Regions from separate parts of the Homo sapiens genome. Here region 1 is linked to region 2. The links are chromatin loops, found by intact Hi-C in ENCODE. Cell type or tissue: MCF 10A. All regions are shown on one strand. Each heading gives the region's core, and the rest is flanking DNA. Links, peaks and the distances in the headings are about the cores only.

What was found. Hi-C counts contacts between places; a loop is a spot of excess contacts. Peaks named below come from ENCODE experiments on the same cell type or tissue, not always from the same donor. Only the 100,000 strongest peaks of a DNase experiment are listed, where the experiment ranks them.
Region 1: a loop joins it to region 2, with 2.9 times the contacts of the local background. A loop is called at or near these places in 32 of 110 quality-filtered maps.

What each region holds. Positions count from the first base shown.
Region 1 is chr1:26,718,330-26,729,556 of GRCh38, reverse strand. All of the region lies in intron 1 of ARID1A (AT-rich interaction domain 1A), which reads right to left. Among named protein-coding and RNA genes, the nearest start is that of ARID1A, 28 kb to the right of the region's middle. RefSeq lists enhancers at 3,588-4,167, 4,168-4,747, 4,748-5,327, 5,143-6,428, 5,216-6,457 and 2 more. In MCF 10A, for the core only: no CTCF peak of the experiment used is centred there; DNase peaks (open chromatin) are centred at 3,426 and 5,776.
Region 2 is chr1:26,768,442-26,774,893 of GRCh38, reverse strand. It overlaps ARID1A (AT-rich interaction domain 1A), which reads right to left. Exons shown (of 20, transcript NM_006015.6): 12 at 3,568-3,775; 13 at 2,262-2,394; 14 at 1,907-2,082; 15 at 1,398-1,548; 16 at 1,177-1,314; 17 at 996-1,092; 18 at 1-565. Among named protein-coding and RNA genes, the nearest start is that of PIGV, 16 kb to the left of the region's middle. RefSeq lists an enhancer at 1,521-2,720. In MCF 10A, for the core only: no CTCF peak of the experiment used is centred there; a DNase peak (open chromatin) is centred at 3,103.

The DNA.
Region 1 (11,227 bases), core at 2,713-7,712, 48 kb after region 2:
CTATAAAGAAATACAGTTACTTTGAAAGAGCAATGAGACCAACCTAGTAACCTTTAAGTCAACTGACCCGCCTCAGAACCCTAATTTTGTCATTTGAAAAATGAAAATACCACCTATTTGTGAAAACACCTTGTAAGCTAAAAACTACTTTGTAACTGTGGTACTGCTTGAGATCCAAGGGACAGGCCGGGTATAAACAAAGGCCCTTCAGTTGGTAGAGGACGGTGCTGCTATGCACTGCCATCACCTTGTTACACACCAAAATTGATGCTTCAATACCATGACGGGGAATTCAAATACACAAACATCTAGATGTTTCTATTCTTCCAATAGTGGAAACTCCCCTTACACATCTATAGCCTGTTTGCACTATGGCACAGTTAAATTTATGCTTTCTTCCAAATAAGCAAAGCAGCTAAGTGACAGTTGAGGGAATGGGAACTCTGAATTAAGAGTCTTGTGCATCTCAACTGAAAAGCTCATTTCCTTTAATATTCAAGAGTTTGAAGATATAAGAAGAACAGAACTTTTATCTCTTTGAGAGACAAGAAGATTCAATGGTAGGCTGTCATGGAAGTTAAAAAAAAAAGAGCAAGAAGACAGAGAGGTACAGCTAGCACCAATAATGAAAGCTCAAAATTCAATTCACAGGTATTTGATGCAACAGCTTTCTTTCCAGCTCTTTGTGGAGCAACAGGTTCAACCAGCTCATTCACTTTTTGATATGCCTTTATCCTACTGGCACTCCAGAGCACACTTTCCCCTGCCAGAAATATCTACCTATATCTATTGGTGGTGTGCGGGGAGGGGGAAGTTTCTCTAAGCACCTTTAAGACACACACAAGATGGAGAGTAGGCATGGGTCTGATATAAAACTTAAAAACTAGCTCTTACATTGGGGGTGAAATAGATACTGATACTCTAGGCCTATCATTAACCGTCACATGAAGGAGTTCAGTGGTTCATTGATTTTAGCATGCATCAGAATCACTTGAAAGGCTTGTTAAAACAGACTGCTAGAACCCACCTCCCAGGACTGGTCTAGGTTATCCCTAGGGTTCCTTCCAGTTCTATTATTCAATAATTAATAAGCTATTCTATAATTTAAGCTGTTAAGACCTTAAACAACAACAAAACCTCCAAAATAAAGGAAGGGGAGATCCAAACAATTCGTTCTCTGTACGTGTTTGTTTTTTAATAATGCTATTAAGTGTTTTATAGTAGAGGAAGTAGAGCTTTCATGAAAGAAAACAGGTAAGACAATAAGCCACAGAGGCTGTTCTTCTTAATATCAAAGGGAAAAAAGAGAAGCAGAGTTATTTCTTAGGCTATATCTGAAATCTCAGCTAAATTGGTGAGTGATGATGGGAATACTCCTCCCCCATGTTTCTAAACTGTACAAAGTCATAGTAAAACTGTGTCCCAAATCACTACTACATGTCAATATTATTAAAGTACTGTTGCCAACAATCCTAACTAAACAATTTTTGCCCAAGTCTTTCATCCATATCAGAAGCTCCAATAATGTTCCCTATCATAATTTTAGAGCTACATAGATTTTAGGGTTACTTAGGAAGTTCGAATTTAACAACAATTAATAAATAGCATACGGTCCTCCCCAATACACCTGGCAATGGAGCCAAAACATCACCATTCTCCCCTGTAAAGAGCTTGGGGGCTTACATGGCCATATCATGCCACATATCACACTGAGGTCCTCATCTCATCACAGACTGCAGCTGCTGTCCATGTGGCCTCCAACTGGAGAGACTATTTTGTTGAACAAAGAGATCAGCCTGCTCTGGGTATCTCTGTCAGTCTAGGTCTCCCCACAACATGAGGGGCAGTCATTACCATGGTTACTATAGAGCTTCTAGAGCAGTAGCTATTAACCAGGGCTGCAGATTAGAATTTTCTGTGAAGCTTCACAAATGGCTAGGCCTCTCCCTAGAGATTCCAATTTACTGGGTCTGGAAGGGCTTGTGCTCTTCTCCAACCTCCTTAAGATCTTTGAATGAGTCTGGTGTATACTATTAGCTAAGAACCAGTGATCTAGAGAAGCACTGGCCAATAACATTTTCTGTGATGGGTAACTATTCAACACTTGAAATATGACAAAGGAACTAAATTTTTATTTTTATTTACATTTAATTAATTTAAATTCACATAACTACATGTGGCTAGTGGCTTATTATGTTAGAGCAGTTCTAGGACAATGCTGTTCCCAAATCACTTCCACCACTCCCTGGTCAATAATAGTTCCAAACTTCCTAACTACTAAATCCTGCACAGTATTATTACATAGAGGGTAGTGTAGTAATTTGATAGACTTGGGTCCAAATCCTACCTCTCTCACCATCCTACCTTGAACACATCAGTTCTTTAAATGCACATAACACACTTCACACAGTGCCTGGTATTTAAATGTCCAATAAATGGTAGCGATTATCAGTAATGATAAAACAGTGCTTTTACCTGGCTCTAAAGCCCTCTACAATGTGAACCAGTTTTCCACATTTTTTCAGTCTCACTCCAAGATTCCCCACATACTGTACATGCCCAGCTCTATGCAATGGCATCCTGCCCTGCCCTCCTGTCCACAGTGGCTTCTAGTAACAGAAACTTGACCTTTCAAAATGAAGCCACTTCCCATATCTTCAGTACACTTTGATCTCTAACATTTCTAAATGCCCTATTGTAAATCCAGTTAGCATCCTAAGATTTAACACTTAGTTGCAGCTAACTATTCCAACTAACTGATTGCATTTCTCAAGACTAACTTCTGGGAAGCCAGAGATCAGGTGTTTTATCTTCAAAGCTCTCCCAAATACCAAAGTACAGAGCTTGGGCTCAGTGACTGTTCAATGTGCAATGCTGTCCTATTCCAAAAAAGGGTAGGAGACACTATGGGGACAAAGCCCAAATCAAACTATCTAGCCATAAAGCCAGGGTCATAGCCTAAATCTAACCCTAACACAGGGGTTATGACTTTGAAGGTAGAAAAAAAGTTGGACTGAAGTGAAAGATGAGAAAGAAGGATGAGAATATTCAAGGGAGAACAAGCACACTTTAAGAATAACCTGGCTGGGCGCAGTGTCTCACGCCTGTAATCCCAGCACTTTGGGAGGCCAAGGCAGGTGGATCACTTGAGGCCAGGAGTTGGGAGACAAGCCTGCCTAACATAGCAAAACCTCATCTCTACTAAAAACACAAAAATTAGCTGGGTGTGGCGGCACATGCCTATAAGTCCCAGCTACTCGGGAGGCTGAGGTATGAGAATCACTTGAACCTGGGAGGCGAAGACTGAAGCGAGCCGAGATCGAGCCACTGCACTCCATCCTGGGCAGCAGAGCAAGAGTCTGTCTCAAAAAAAAAAAAAAAACAAAAAAAAACAAACCCAAGGCTGGGCGCAGTGACTCATGCCTGTAAATCCCAACATTTTGGAAGACTGAGGCAGGTGAATCACTTGAGGTCAGGAGTTCCAGACCAGCCTGGCCAATATGGTGAAACCCCGTCTCTACTAAAATACAAAAATTAGCCGGACGTGGTGGCGCACGCCTGTTAATCCCAGCTACTCAGCAGGCTGAGGCAGGTGAACCACTTAAACCCAGAAGGCAGAAGCTGCAGCGAGCGGAGATTGTGCCACCGCACTCCAGCCTGGGCAACAGAGTGGGACTCTGTCTCAAAAAAAAAAAAAAAAAAAAGGTTTATACCAGAGAGAATTTCAGAACTGCAGGGGCATCCTCATATACACTGCTTAAAAACAAAAGGCTAAGGACAAGTCACCTTTTCCTCTCTCACACGGAGGCCTGCGCTCCCAATTGAGTACAGCTACTTACATGGGGGCTATAAAGGGTTCAAGGAATGTCCCACCTCAACTTTAGGAAATCTTTGTAGACCAAAAATAAATGTACATCAAAGAAATTTTTATTCTAAAAATAAAATTAATATGCTTTCTTTTTCTGGTCGTCAGATTTTTGACTCCCTCCCATCACAAAAGGCTTATGATCAACAGAATATGCAGCTTATTTGGCAAACTAAATATATATTCAGTTCAAACAATCAGATTATTCTGATCTCATGTAAAAGTTAGACATCTGCTCAAATCAGAAGGGGAGGTGAGCAGGGACATAACTCACACTTATGACATTTAAAACCATCGTGAAATATTTGTGATTTGCAGTTACAGATGAAATGCCATCTCCCAATCTCTCGTAACAGAGAAGGGGCCTTAAATATTCACTAATCAGTTTTATTGGAAAGTAGCAATTTCAGACCAGAAAAATCCCTACATGCAAGATACAAAAGCCAGTATCAGCAGTCTGCAGGCACAAGGCAGGGGATGGAAACTCCAAACCCTAGCTGCAAAAAGCCAGAGATTCCACTCTGGGAAAGACAGAGGAAATCCTTTCAATGGGAAACCACAGGAGTAGATTACTGTGATTACACTTCAAAAGCAAAGGCTCTGCCACAGAGACACATAATTGAGAGGAAAATGCTGCCCCTTGATCAGCAAAGTCGGGCCCCCTGCTATATACTCTCCTGCATTCATAAAAAATAAAAATAAAAAAGGGGGAAAGAGCCATAAGAAAACTCCTCATCTCCATCTACCACTTACCACCTCCTTCCAGATCACTGGCCATGTTATAAACTGCCTGCCAAATGAAATGTATCAAAAGATGCAGTTTAGGGGCATCAAAGGCAAGGATGCCTAGCAGCTTGTCCTTCCGAATATATTCAGAACAAACAGCTAGCAGACAGACCCCTTGCATAGGGAGTTCCCCTGCTCCAAGCCAATAGAATTACAAGACCCTCCAGACTAGCTGGCTACTGGAACCTCTTACAACTTCTTATTGCATCAAGGAAAACCAAAATGACCCCCAAAAACGGCTGAAATAACAGACTAGACTTTTAAGGTAGACCTGGGCTGAATGTCTTATAACCCAAAGTAACCACTTTGTGAAACTCACAGATTAAAATAGCTGCAAATTCTCCATCTGACCATGACCGAGGAGAGAGCAGAGAAGACAGAGCCAAGAACTCAAAACTTCTAAGCAGAGATATACCATTCACAAAAATGTACCACCCGTGGCAGTGGCACCAGGAAAGAGAAACTTCATAATTTTATTTAAATAAAAGTCCAACTGAGGAAAGCTCCAGTTCCAATCCAAGGAAATAGAAAGAAGTGACCAGGCGGCAACCCTAAGGAGCTAAATTTAGTACTCAACAGTGCCAAGGGCCAGCAAGAATAAGAACAGAGAGGGTTGGGCCAGGAGCTGCCAAAAAGGTGTCCATCAGAGAGGAGAAGTCTTGACCACTACTCATTTTATCATCCTAAATGCTAACTAGTTGGGGCTAGTGTAAACCTAGAGCTATAACCTTGGCTTTTGGACATTTAAGTATTATTACTCCTTGTGCTTTCAATTTATTCCTGGCTAGATTTGTTATATGACTTTTAATAATAATAATTAAAAAAATGCATCCCTGGCTCTTTAACCAAAAGAACCCCCCTAATTGATTCCCACAGTAATTAACCTGCATTTTACCTCAGAGAGCGGTAGTTAAGGAAGTCGGCACTGCTATTTATAACTCATCTCAAATTGAGGGCAGACTGCCTAAAATCTAACACATCCCAGCTGTACTCCTGTTTGAACTGGGGCCAAGGGAATTTTTTAAAGCAATCTTGGCACCGAATGAATGACACCAACAGTATGAGAGCGCGAGTGGTTGTGTTGTGGTGACGTAGCATTGGAGGTGGAATGGAGAGGGGGGCCAGTGTACTGTGATCCCTCTGGTGCATGCCTGCTGCTTGCTGAGTCCCAGTACAGTAAGCTGGGAACCGCCCACTGAGAGCCAAACACAGGAAAAGGCTTTTCCTGTGGAACGCCTTGAAGTGAGAAACACATGGCTAATCTGCATAAACTCGAAGCCACACCGCCCCTGCCAGGAAGGTTAGTGCTCGTAATCTCTGGCCATGAAGCTGGCTGCCTGGGAGGACTTGGACTGGCGCCTGATAACCCAGAAAGAGCCGAGAGAACAGATGGGTAAGGACCCCAGCAGAAAACAGCCCCAGGTCACATGACTCGCCACATGGCCCCGCCAGCACAAACTATTGTCTGGCTTCAGAGCTCCCTATACAAAGGCACCCCGTCCTCCGCTTCCTGTGATTCCAGGGACAGGCGACAGCTGTTGATCCAGTTCCAGTATGGGACCCTCCCCTGTGATAGGGCATTCCAGGCAGGGGCAAGTGTAAAAATTAAGGCCTCTCCCAACCAACAGCTTTCAGCTTCCTGCCAGCTGCACGTGGCTCACTTAGATCTCAGGAGTAATATCTTAGGACAGACTAGGCTTCCACCAAAAAAATCACCCTATGTACCCTGGTACATAAAATGACCAGCATAAATCATTCTCATTGTCCCTTCTCTCCCCAGCCAGACAACTGTATCTAACGCCCCTTATCCTGTCTTTTCTATATCCCCTAGTATTTCAGACCTTCTTTGAAGACTAGTCAAGAACCCCTAGCCCCCAATTGAGGAGAAATTGTCCAGAAACATGTTTGTCTTAGTTTTACTCCTAGACCCCGCCTCCTAAAATAAGGAGACTACCTTCATCTTGTTTTAAATAGTGGGGAAACATGACTTTTTATATGACCTAGGACAATAAGAGATTTCTAACCTCCTATTTGGCCTCAACAGAGACAACACTAAAGATTTCCTGAAGCCAAGCTGATGACAGGAAAATAAAAAAATCTCATTAGATTATACCAACACCTGTCACAGGGAATCAAACCCACTCAGCCTATGATTCTCTTCATTCATAACCTAGGAACCATAACTCAGTTTTCTACTTCACAATTCCTTCATTCTAGTTCATTCAAGTTCTAAACAAACTGACCATCTGCCTTTGGTGAGAGAGGAATCAACAACTAGTTTGCAACTACCACTCCCCAAAAAAGTTTTGTTTTTTAAAAATTCTTTCAAACTTCCATAAATTTCCAAGTGGAATAAAAATTGGCCAGACGCAGTGACTCACGCATGTAATCCCAACACGTTGGGTGGCCAAGGCGGCAGATCGCCTGAGGTCAGGAGCTTGAGACCAGGCTGGCCAACATGGTGAAACCCCGTCTCTACTAAAAATACCAAAATTAGCCTGGCATGGTGGCACGTGCCTGTAATCCCAGCTACTCGGGAGGCTGAGGCAGGAGAATCGCTTGAACCTGGGAGGCAGAGGTTGTAGTGAGCAGAGATCACACCACTGCACTCCAGCCTGGGTGACAGAGCAAGGCTCTATCTTGAAAACAAACAAAAAAAACCACCACAAAAATCAGTGAAAAGTTCTATCTACCCCATTCTGCTTACAGAAACCATTCTAGAAGATCAGACACATTCCCCTTTGCAGACTTAGCCCATTCCAATGATATCCCCTGAAGCACTAGCCTGATCAAACCTCCAGGAAGGCGCTTGCAACCAGATGTCAAACCAAGAACATCTAGAAAGTGATGTAAAACAAGACAAAGGCCTCATTCTCTTCTGGGCTTAGAGATATATAGACTACCATATCTCTATCCTTCCAGACCAGAAGATAAGAGAAAACTCACTAAGGTTAGAAGAAGGAGACCAAAAGGGGAAGAGTCATTGAATCATGTAGCAAAACTCAATCAGATTATGAGAAACAACCATAATAACCACCTCACAGCTGTCTACCAAAAAGAGGCATGCCAGAAAAACCACAACCAAGTGACTGATGCTTCTTCACTTCTTTGGCACCAGAAAGGGCCCTTCAAATAAAGCAGCTACAGCATCAAACTAATGAATCCCAACAAATGATAAGTCCTTCTCTCTTCATCCAGGGCACTTTCATTAGCCACATTTTCCATAACAGGTGGCTATCATCATTTCCAGAGAAAATGCTCTTCCTAAAATGATGAAGATCACTTTTTCCTAAGACTAAACTTAACCAATTTCTCCCTATTTCAAACAAATTACAAAAGCCACTAAGGAAACCAAGTAACTTCTCTGGAAAAAATCCTTTCAGGTACTGCTTAAAACCAAGGGTTGCCAGGCGCGGTGGCTCACGCCTGTAATCCCAGCACTTTGGGAGGCCGAGGAGGGCGGATCATGAGTTCGAGACCAGCCTGGCCAATATGGTGAAACCTGGTCTCTACTGAAAATACAAATATTAGCCGGGTGTGATGGCACGCGCCTGTAGTCCCAGCTACTTGGGAGGCTGAGGCAGGAGAATCACTTGAACCTGGGAGGTGGAGGTCACAGTGAGCCGAGATCGCACCACTGCACTCCAGCCTGGGTGACAGAGTGAGACTCGGTCTCAAAACAAAAACAAAAACAAAAACAAACCAGGGTGACCAAAACAATAGTAAGACCCCAAGAAAACTATGAAACAAGAACCAAAATGTCATCTCATAAAATTAAACGTCCCCTTCTTTACAACTTTTTATCTCAAAAGGCAGCAGTACAACCAGGTGCAAAGAGCAGTAAACTGAGAGGCAGTAAGTACATCTGGGGTCCAATCCCAGTTCTCAGACCAACTTCCTGAGGGAGTGGTCAAGACAATCAACCAGGTTGAACCTCAACCTCCTCAGCTACTCAATCCAATTCTACCCTCCAGATTCTTAATTAGCAGGTCTGGGATGGGGGCCGGGCCAGGAATCTTTTTTTTTTTTTCTTTTGAGACAGGGTGTCTCAATCTGTCACCCCGGCTGGAGTGCAGTGGTGCAATCATGGCCCACTGCAGCCTCAACCTCCTATCCTGGGCTCAGGTGATCCTCCCACCTCAGCCTCCTGAGTAGCTGGGACTATAAGCACATGCCATCATAGCCAGTTTTTGTAGAGATGGGGTTTCACCATGTTCCCAGGCTGTTCTTCAACTCCTAAGCTCAAGTGATCTGCCAGCTTCAGCCTCCCAAAGTGCTGGGATTATAGGCATGAGCCACTGCGCCCAGCCAGGAATCTGTATTTTTAATCTTAAGAGAGTCTCGTATCCAGTCTGGGAGCATTTGGGCTACATGCCCAAAGGTTAACTGACAATCAAATAAATTAAGGTTGTACCTTTTTTTTTTTTTTGAGATGGAGTCTTGTTTGCTCTGTCGCCCATGCTGGAGTGCAATGACGCCATCTCAGCTCACTGCAACCTCCACCTCCCGGTTTCATGTGATTCTCCTGCCACAGTCACCCTAGCAGTTGGGATTACAGACCTGTGCCACCAGGGCCTGCTAATTTTTTTATTTTTGGTAAAGACAGGATTTCATCATGTTGGCCAATCTGGAAGGTTGTACCTTTTTTTTTTTTTTCGAGACAGAGCCTCGCTCTGTCACCAGGCTGGAGTGCAGTGCGTGACCTCGGCTGACTCCAACTTATGCCTCTCGGGTTCAAGCAATTCTCCTACCTCAACCTCCTGAGTAGCTGAGATTACAGGTGCATGCCACCATGCCCGGCTAATTTTTGTATTTTTAGTAGCAACGGGGTTTCACCATGTTGGTCAGGCTGGTCTCAAACACCTGACCTCGTGATCCACCTGCCTCAGCCTCCCAAAGTGCTGGGATTACAGGTGTGAGCCACCACGCCCAGCCCAGTTGTACCTTTTTTTTTTTTTTTTTTTGAGACGGACTTTCACTTTTGTTGCCCAGGCTAGAGTGTAATGGCGCGATCTCGGCTCATTGCAACTTCTGCCTCCCGGGTTCAAGCAATTCTCCTGTCTCAGCCTCCCGAGTAGCTGGGATTACAGGCGCATGTCACCATGCCCGGCTAATTTTTGTATTTTTAGTAGAGACGGGTTTTCATCACATTGGTCAGGCTGGTCTCCAACTCCTGACCTCAGGTGATCTGCCCGCCTCAGCCTCCCAAAGTGCTGGGATTACAGGCGTGAGCCACTGTGCCCGGCCTCAGTTGTACCTTTTTAAAAAGAAAAAAAAAAAAAGTATAGAGTTTCACACCACTTTAAGCAAGTCACTTCATCCCTTGGCACCAGAATCATCTTTAAACAGGGATTAAAAACTGTTTAACAAAAATATGAGACAGTTCAAACGATAAGTATGTGAAATGCCTGTTATAGTGCAAATCCATCTCCAGCACAGAGTGTCTCTAGAATTCAGATGTACATTCGTTTTCCTTAGCCAAACAATGGTCTGAAGAGGGCAGTGCCTGGCCAGTAAAGAAAAGCTAGAAATGCACCTCAGATTCCCAAATGAGCAGCACTTTCAGCCAAAATCAAGCTTCCCCAAATTCCTATACTCAGTCTCAGATTTTTCTGGTTCACCTGGGCAAGTATCGTAACATACTAATGCTTTACTTATTTATCTTGTTTGCTATCTGTATCCTTGACTAGAATATAAATTTCAGGTAGGCAGAGATAAGAGATATGTATACAAAACAAACAAATGCTCCCCTATGCCCAAAAGCAGGAAAGGAAAGGGGAATGTAGAAGAGAAAGTGAAACTCTAGTGGCCTGGCAATTCCTGTCCCTATTAATGCTGAACTGAAATGCTTTGGATCTACAGGAGTACCCCCCATTATCCTTGATTTTGCTTTCCAAGGTTTCAGTTACCCACGGTCAACCACAATCTGAAAACATTACATACAATAAGATATTTTGAAAGAGAGAGACCACAATCACATAACTGTTGTATTTTATCATTAGTTATTGTTAATCTCTTACTATGCCTAATAAATTAAACTTTATCATAGGTATGCATGTATAGGAAAAACAAAGTACAGTCAAACCTTTGTATCCATGGGTTCTGCATCCACAGATTCAGCCAGCCTCAGATCAAAAATGTAGTTAGTAGGCCTACGATGGTTGTGCCTGTACTGAATGTGTACACTTTTTTTCTTGTCATTATTCCCTAAACAATATAGCATAACAACTACTTACATAATATCTACGTTGTATGAGGTATTATAAGTAATCTAGAGATGATTTAACGTATACAGGAGAATGTACGTATTAATGGTTTATATGCAAATACCATGCAATTTTATATATTCCACAAATTTCAGTATCCTCAGGGAGTCCTGGAACCAACCCCCTACGGATACCGAGGGGCATTTGTACATATAGGGTCTGGTACTTTCAGGCACCCACTGGGGGTCTTGGAAGATATCGCCGCACAGATAAGGGAGGACTATTGTACATGGCCAGTTCTAGGCAGTGGCTTAAGAGCTCTGCCCCTGCAGTGCCTTCAACTTTTGTCTCTGTTTCCTTATCAACAGAA
Region 2 (6,452 bases), core at 538-5,537:
CATATGGGGGCTGGCGTGTGCCATGGGAAGGCCACGAGCCTTCGTGGTTGGCCCTCTGATCTGTGTGCAGCATTTCATCTGTTCGGTTCACGCCATGATAGGCGGGGCCCTGGGGGGCAGAGCCCGTGCTCTGCCTGTTGGCATAATTATAGGTCATGTCATTACGCCCCTGCCACATGGTGCCTTGCTGAGCAACCTCAGCTGATGCCTGTATGGGGCCGCCCATCATTTGTGGTGGCATGTTTTGCTGGGCATTGGTGCCAGGGGGTGCAGAGACACGGTCTCGGCCAAACTGGAATGGAAATTGGTTCTGGGGGCCGCCTGCTGGTCGGCGCTCAGTAGCAGCTGTGGCAGTGGCAGGATAGGCATTGCCATACTGGTTGTATACATCTTGCTGAGGGGAAGGCTGGGCAGCTTGTTGCTGGCTGGCAGGCTGGGGCTGGGCTGGGGGCAACTGCTGCTGCTGAGGCTGCCCCTGCCCAGTGCTGTATGGCACGCTGTACATCTCCCCTTCGTGCCGCTTGGCAGGAGGGCCATATGTGCCATCCATTGGCCGCTTGTAATTCTAAGGCAGAGACAAGCAGAGGGGAAGTTAATACTCTGCACTCAGGGACATAAAGCCCACAGATGCCAAGATGGCTACAACCAGATGCTTGGTGGACACAGACTCCAAGAAAACATGGGAATCACCTTAACAAATTGTCTTTTGAAGTTGTTTCCAAAAGCAACCACCACTCTTTCTTCCCTTCCCTTGCTTAAGTAGAAAAATATACAAAACCTAAAAATCAAAATAAGGTCTATTTCTAGCCCCTTCCAACTCCAAATAGAGAAGAGATTGAGGACGTGGCTCTTCAGGCAGGACTGGCCAGTCAGGTGAGAGAAGAATGCCAAAATATCTAAAGTGAGCTTCTTAGACTTCAACACGTTAGATTAGTTTACTAACTAGTTTTCAAGGCGAACCTGCATGCCAGTCCATTCCCAGCTACCCTCCTCACCTGCTGTTGCTGTTGATACATTGTAGTCTGCTGGCTGGGGAAGGGGCTGCCAGAAGGGGTGCCTTGGGTGGAGAACTGATTGCCATAGGAATCATGTCTATAGGAGGCAAAGAAACACAGGATTAGGGTGGGCAGTGGCGAAGCCTGATCCATAGCAGCACCGAGACCAGGCTTTACTCACCGTTGCTGCTGCTGCTGCTGCTGCTGCGGGGGGTAGCGGCTAGGAGAATACATCCCCGAGTCTGGGTTGGAAGGCATGAGATTCGGCTGTGGGGCCCCAGTGCTCATGTTTCCCTCAGGCCCTATTCCAGGCTCCGTCCTAAACAAAATTGGAGAGGCAGATTGAGCCCACTATAGCTTCAGGGTGCTGGGGGAGTGGACAGGAGCTGGGGTCATGCTTACCTCACTCTGTCATAAGGACCTCCATAGGGATAGTGCTGTCGTGGTCCCATCGCCACATTTCCTAGCCCAGGGCCGGCAGCACGACTGTAGGGGTCACCCATCCCGCCGTTGGGGCCCTGCCCTGAGGACATGAAGGGATCACTCCCTGGAGCTGAGCGTAGAAAGGCAAGCGGTGAACAAACTGGTAAGTTGACAAGCCTGGTAATCTACCCTTTGACCCAGGCCCTCTTCAGAGTTCAGGTTTGATCTCATTGTTTTCCAGACAAGTTCAAAACAGAGATCTAAAGAGGCCCCAACCAGCGAAAAGCATGTACTTATTAAGGGATGACAAGGTGAAGCCAAGGAGAAGACAAGAAAGGAGGTAAGGATGAAGAGGGGTAGTTAGGGCAGGAAATGCATTATCTCAGAGGATGGCTCCACAAGAACCCTGAGCCATTCTCAAGATTTCCCCCCATTTCACTGGCCCTGTCTTTACGAGCACAAGTTCAAATAGCAATCAGATCAGTCACCTTTCCTCATGCTGCCATAAGGATCCTTATTTGGCTCATAGGACATGCGCCCCATCATGTCAGAGGTATTCATACTGGGCTGATACCCAGGGTTTGGAGTCATGGAATTCCGCTTCTGGAATGTGGAGTCACTTCCATCATTAAAGGCATCCTGGATCCCAACTGAATTGCTCCTGCTCCAGAGTGAGGAAAACCAAGTAAACCACAAATAAACCAATTCCTCCAATATAACAAAGGACACGCAGGAGTCACTGGCTGGGAAGGCAGAGGCAAGGACCACCTTGGGCTGCAAGGAGTTCCCATGCACTTATCTTCAGCCATCCTCCCAACCATCTGCCCCTGCTCTTGGCCTTACCTCATGCCTGGCAATGGGGGGATCTGACTGTGTGGTGTGGATGCTGGAGTTGGTGGCTTTAAGTCTCCTCCTTCTGCCATGGAACTGCTGGTTGACTGGGGAGTCTGGGGCCCCTGCATAGATCCTGATCCCGCTGTGGACAGAGATACAAGTTGAGTAGTTTGCTTGGCATGACAGTGTTTAACTCTCACACAAACACACGAACGACCCAGAATCTCTTTGGGAAAGTTCTTCCTAAGGCCTTTAAAGCCTGATCACCCTTCTTAGCAGAGGATCTACAAGGCCAGGTCATAAAGACGGGAATCTGAGGGTTTTGTAGCTCTTTGTTTTTGTTTTACGTGTAGAAAAGAGGAGTGATGTGGCCATGACATCACCATGCTGGTGATTCCCTGAGTCATTGCCAGCTTCCCTGGCTATTTCTCTTCACTCCGCCAAAGGACCTTGTCTAACCTACTAAACCCTGTAATGCTGGTGCATGAGCTCCAGTCAGAGCCTCCCAAGTCCTGGGTGGGAAGGGGGTCCCAAATCTGGGATGCATTTTAGGAGTCTAGGAGCTCCTGTTCTAAAGCATCCAGCATGGTGTCACTCCTCAACTTCAAATGTTCTTCTAAGCTGATGAGTACAAAACTACTAGTAATTAATGTTTCCAATAGTTACCATTCCCAGCAGTAGATATCCCACTGCTGAGGCCTCCCCAGCTGATGAGTCATCTCAGGCACTCATTACACCCTCAGAGGTCAACACCAGGGCACATGTGTTTACACCCACCTTCCAGGCACCCTGGCCTTCTTCCCTCTCTAGGCTCACCCTAGGCCTCAGCCTCCTCTCAGAAAGGAGGGTGAGCAGAGCCACTCCCATCAGGGAGTTCCATTCATAACCCTTCCCCACTCCCTCCTTCCCATTCATTACCATCTCAGCTCCCTGGGGAATTCAGGGCTCTAGTCTGAGCTGCATTCTAAGGTGCTGACATCAATAGGCCAAAGCTCCCAGATGGCCCTGCCTTGCTGCCATTTATAAGTTCCACCGACTCCTCTTGTGCCCCTCCCATTCACCAGTTTACAAACATTTGGCAAGTTGTCAGCTGCACAACAAAAATTAAAACTTAAGAGCTGCCGTAGAGTACCTCCCAAGGGAGTTTCCACTGCCCACTCTCTAGTCAGCCAACCTGTTAAGCCCTGTGGTAGGGCAAGGCAGAGCACAGATCCTTGGCATATCCTGTTGGATAAGCCTCTTATTCATATCCTGAATAAGAGGCCAGGGCAACAGGCCCTCTCAGCCTTGGTGGGGCCGCTGACCCCATCCTTACCAGGAGAGGGAGGCTGGATCTTGGGCTGGGACTTCTTGGAATCAGCAGCTGCAAAGATGTCTGGGGGAGGGTCTTCTCCCCGTTCAATCTTGCATTCAAAGGCATAGAGACACTGGATATACTGCTTTTTCAAGGAGCTGGCAGCACTGCTTGATGTGCCCACATTGAGGTTGGTTGCAAGTTCCCGCCATTTTTTGTTCTTGTTGACCTGTATAACCAAACCAAAGGAGTCGAGGTATATCTCCCGCCTGGTTTTCCTGCCCATAAGCCCCAAGCCCCATCAGGCTGTAAGGTATTCATCTTTGTAGAACCACAGTTCTTAGGTAATTGAAAAAGTTAATCTTGCTTGGTGGATAGTCCACAAGAAGTGTTAAATCTGCAGCTGGCTTCATTTTACCCTCAGGATGTTCCACTGCAACTATCAGACTGTGCTTATTCACAACAGGGCAAATTTCACATTACTACTGGAACAGAATTCAGAGTCCGGTTTTTTAGTACGCTGCTAAAAAGTGGTGTACAAATCATCTGGATATCTAAATCCTATTTTATTTATTTATTTTTGAGACAGAAAAAATAAATCTCGCTCTGTCGCCTAGGCTGGAGTGCAGTGGCGTGATCTTGGCTCGCTGTAACCTCTGCCTCCCGGGCTCAAGCGATTCTCTTATCTCAGCCTCCCGAGTAGCTGGGATTACAGGTGTGCACCACCACGCCTGGCTAATTTTTGTATTTTTAGTAGAGACGGGGTTTCACCATGTTGATCAGGCTGGTCTCAAACTCCTGGCGTCAAGTCATCTACCCGCCTCAGCCTCCCAAAGTGTTGGGATTACAGGCGTGAGCCACCGCGCCTGGCCCTAAATCCTATTTTAGATGCACTAATAAAAACTAACATTTTATAAAATGGAGACTCATGATAATATCAGTGACCACCCTGCTTGACTTGCTTTGTCAAACTTGGGATTTACTCATATTTTTTTCTTGGGGTGGTGGCTCCCTGCAAATTTGACATTCTTGTGCCACTGCTCCCCTACATATCTCATTGACAAATAACCACAGGTCCCTTTCCCTTACCAGTCACTGTCCTGATGGTCCGGGTGTTCAGGGTCTTATTTATTTAGAGACAGAGTCTCACTCTGTCACCCAGGCTCGAGTGTAGTGACGCCATTTCGGCTCACTGCAACCTCCGCCTCCCGTGTTCAAGTGATTCTCCTGCCTTAGCCTCCCAAGTAGTGGGACCACAGGTGCCTGTCACCACACCCCACTGATTTTTATATTTTTAGTAGAGACAAGGTTTGGCCATGTTGGCCAGGCTGGTCTCAAACTCCTGACCTCAGATGATCCGCCCGTCTCGGCCTCCCAAAGTGCTGGGATTACAGGTGTGAGCCACTGCGCCTGGCCCGGGGCCTTATTATGACTTTTGTACCTCCCGAGCAGCCAACCTACAGTTCTGCCTCCTTCCCTCAGCTTCAGGGCACACTGACCAAGCCCATTCCCCAGATGCTCCCTACAATTAGTCTTTCTGCTCTAGCTGGACAGGTCTCCTTCTTCATGTATTCTTATGCTTATTCATCTACCATATGGTAAGCCTGTTCCCCCAAGGCCTGGGAACAAGGGTTTTCAAGTCCCTATACACAAAGGAAGTTCAATAGGTTGTAATGTCTGCTGATATGATACCTATGATACTAGAAAGAAGAGTTTAAAGAGGCACAGAGGGGGACAACCTAGAGGGGCAGAGGTGACTAGGAATACTTCTTAGAGTGGGTAACACCTGAGCTAAGTCTTCATGGTTGGAGATGGCCTTGGTGGGAAATATCTAGACTCTCTCCCATCTCCGTGGCATCTAGGCCAGTCTACTGGATTGGCCACTCTTCCACCTAAACCCTACTAATCCTTTAGATAAGCTCAAGATTCAGCTTTGCTTTCTTGGAGCCTTCACAAACTAACTTATAAATAGCACTCTTTTGCCCCTGAATTATCACTGCCTTTATAAAAGTTCAGTTACAATCACGGCATTTTAAAGGTTTGCATCCTTTTCCAATCTGGAAGACAGGCTCAGGCATTAGAATTCTCTCTGTACCTCATCCTAGGTTCAGTGAACCCTGAAGCCCACCCAATCAGAAGTGAGCGAAACCTAACCCAATGCTCCCTTTCCCTATAGACAGGGAAGGCTTGACTATGAGATCTGAGTATCAGGGAGAATGGCAGGAATATGCATGGAGTCACCTCAAAAGCCTTCCGTGGCTTTGCTTCTCATGCCAGTTATGTGGCAGTATGCACGTGTCTTATTTTGTTTTGTTTTCCTTTGTGGGGGAGGGGAATAAAGCCTGAAGGGAGAAGGAATTCATAACTGACTGTTGGCTGGCTTCATTCCAACCACTTTCTTTTCTGCTGGTGACAGCTGTTTTCCTCTTCTGATTTAGAAGGTTTGGAATAAATCCCTCCCTGCCACACCTCCCCGAGCTCAGCCACAAACTGATCCAACAGCAGGCTTCTGGTCTGGTGACTACAGAACATACACAGGAGGGAAGTCTGCAAGGCACAGTCTGCTGTCTGTCTGTGCTGCCTCACCTGTTTGCTTCCTGGGCTGAGTCTACAAAATTGTAAGGTATCAGAGTAGGCACAAGCTCTGGGTGGTGTCCAATTCAGGTTTTCATTTAAGTTTCCCATACAGAATAACTAAACACATAATTTCCTACTACTTCTTCCTTTATTATAAACTATTTCTACTAAGCAGTTCCTGAAATCCTATCTCTACTGGGAAGCTTCCAGGAATGGGAAGATCTACTTCTACTCTGGCTGCCTCTGTACCATCTTGCAGGCCGATTTATGTGGCAGAAACCTTGCTGAAAGCCAAAGTTATTTCTAACTTTTGACAGTCTAGTGGGTTA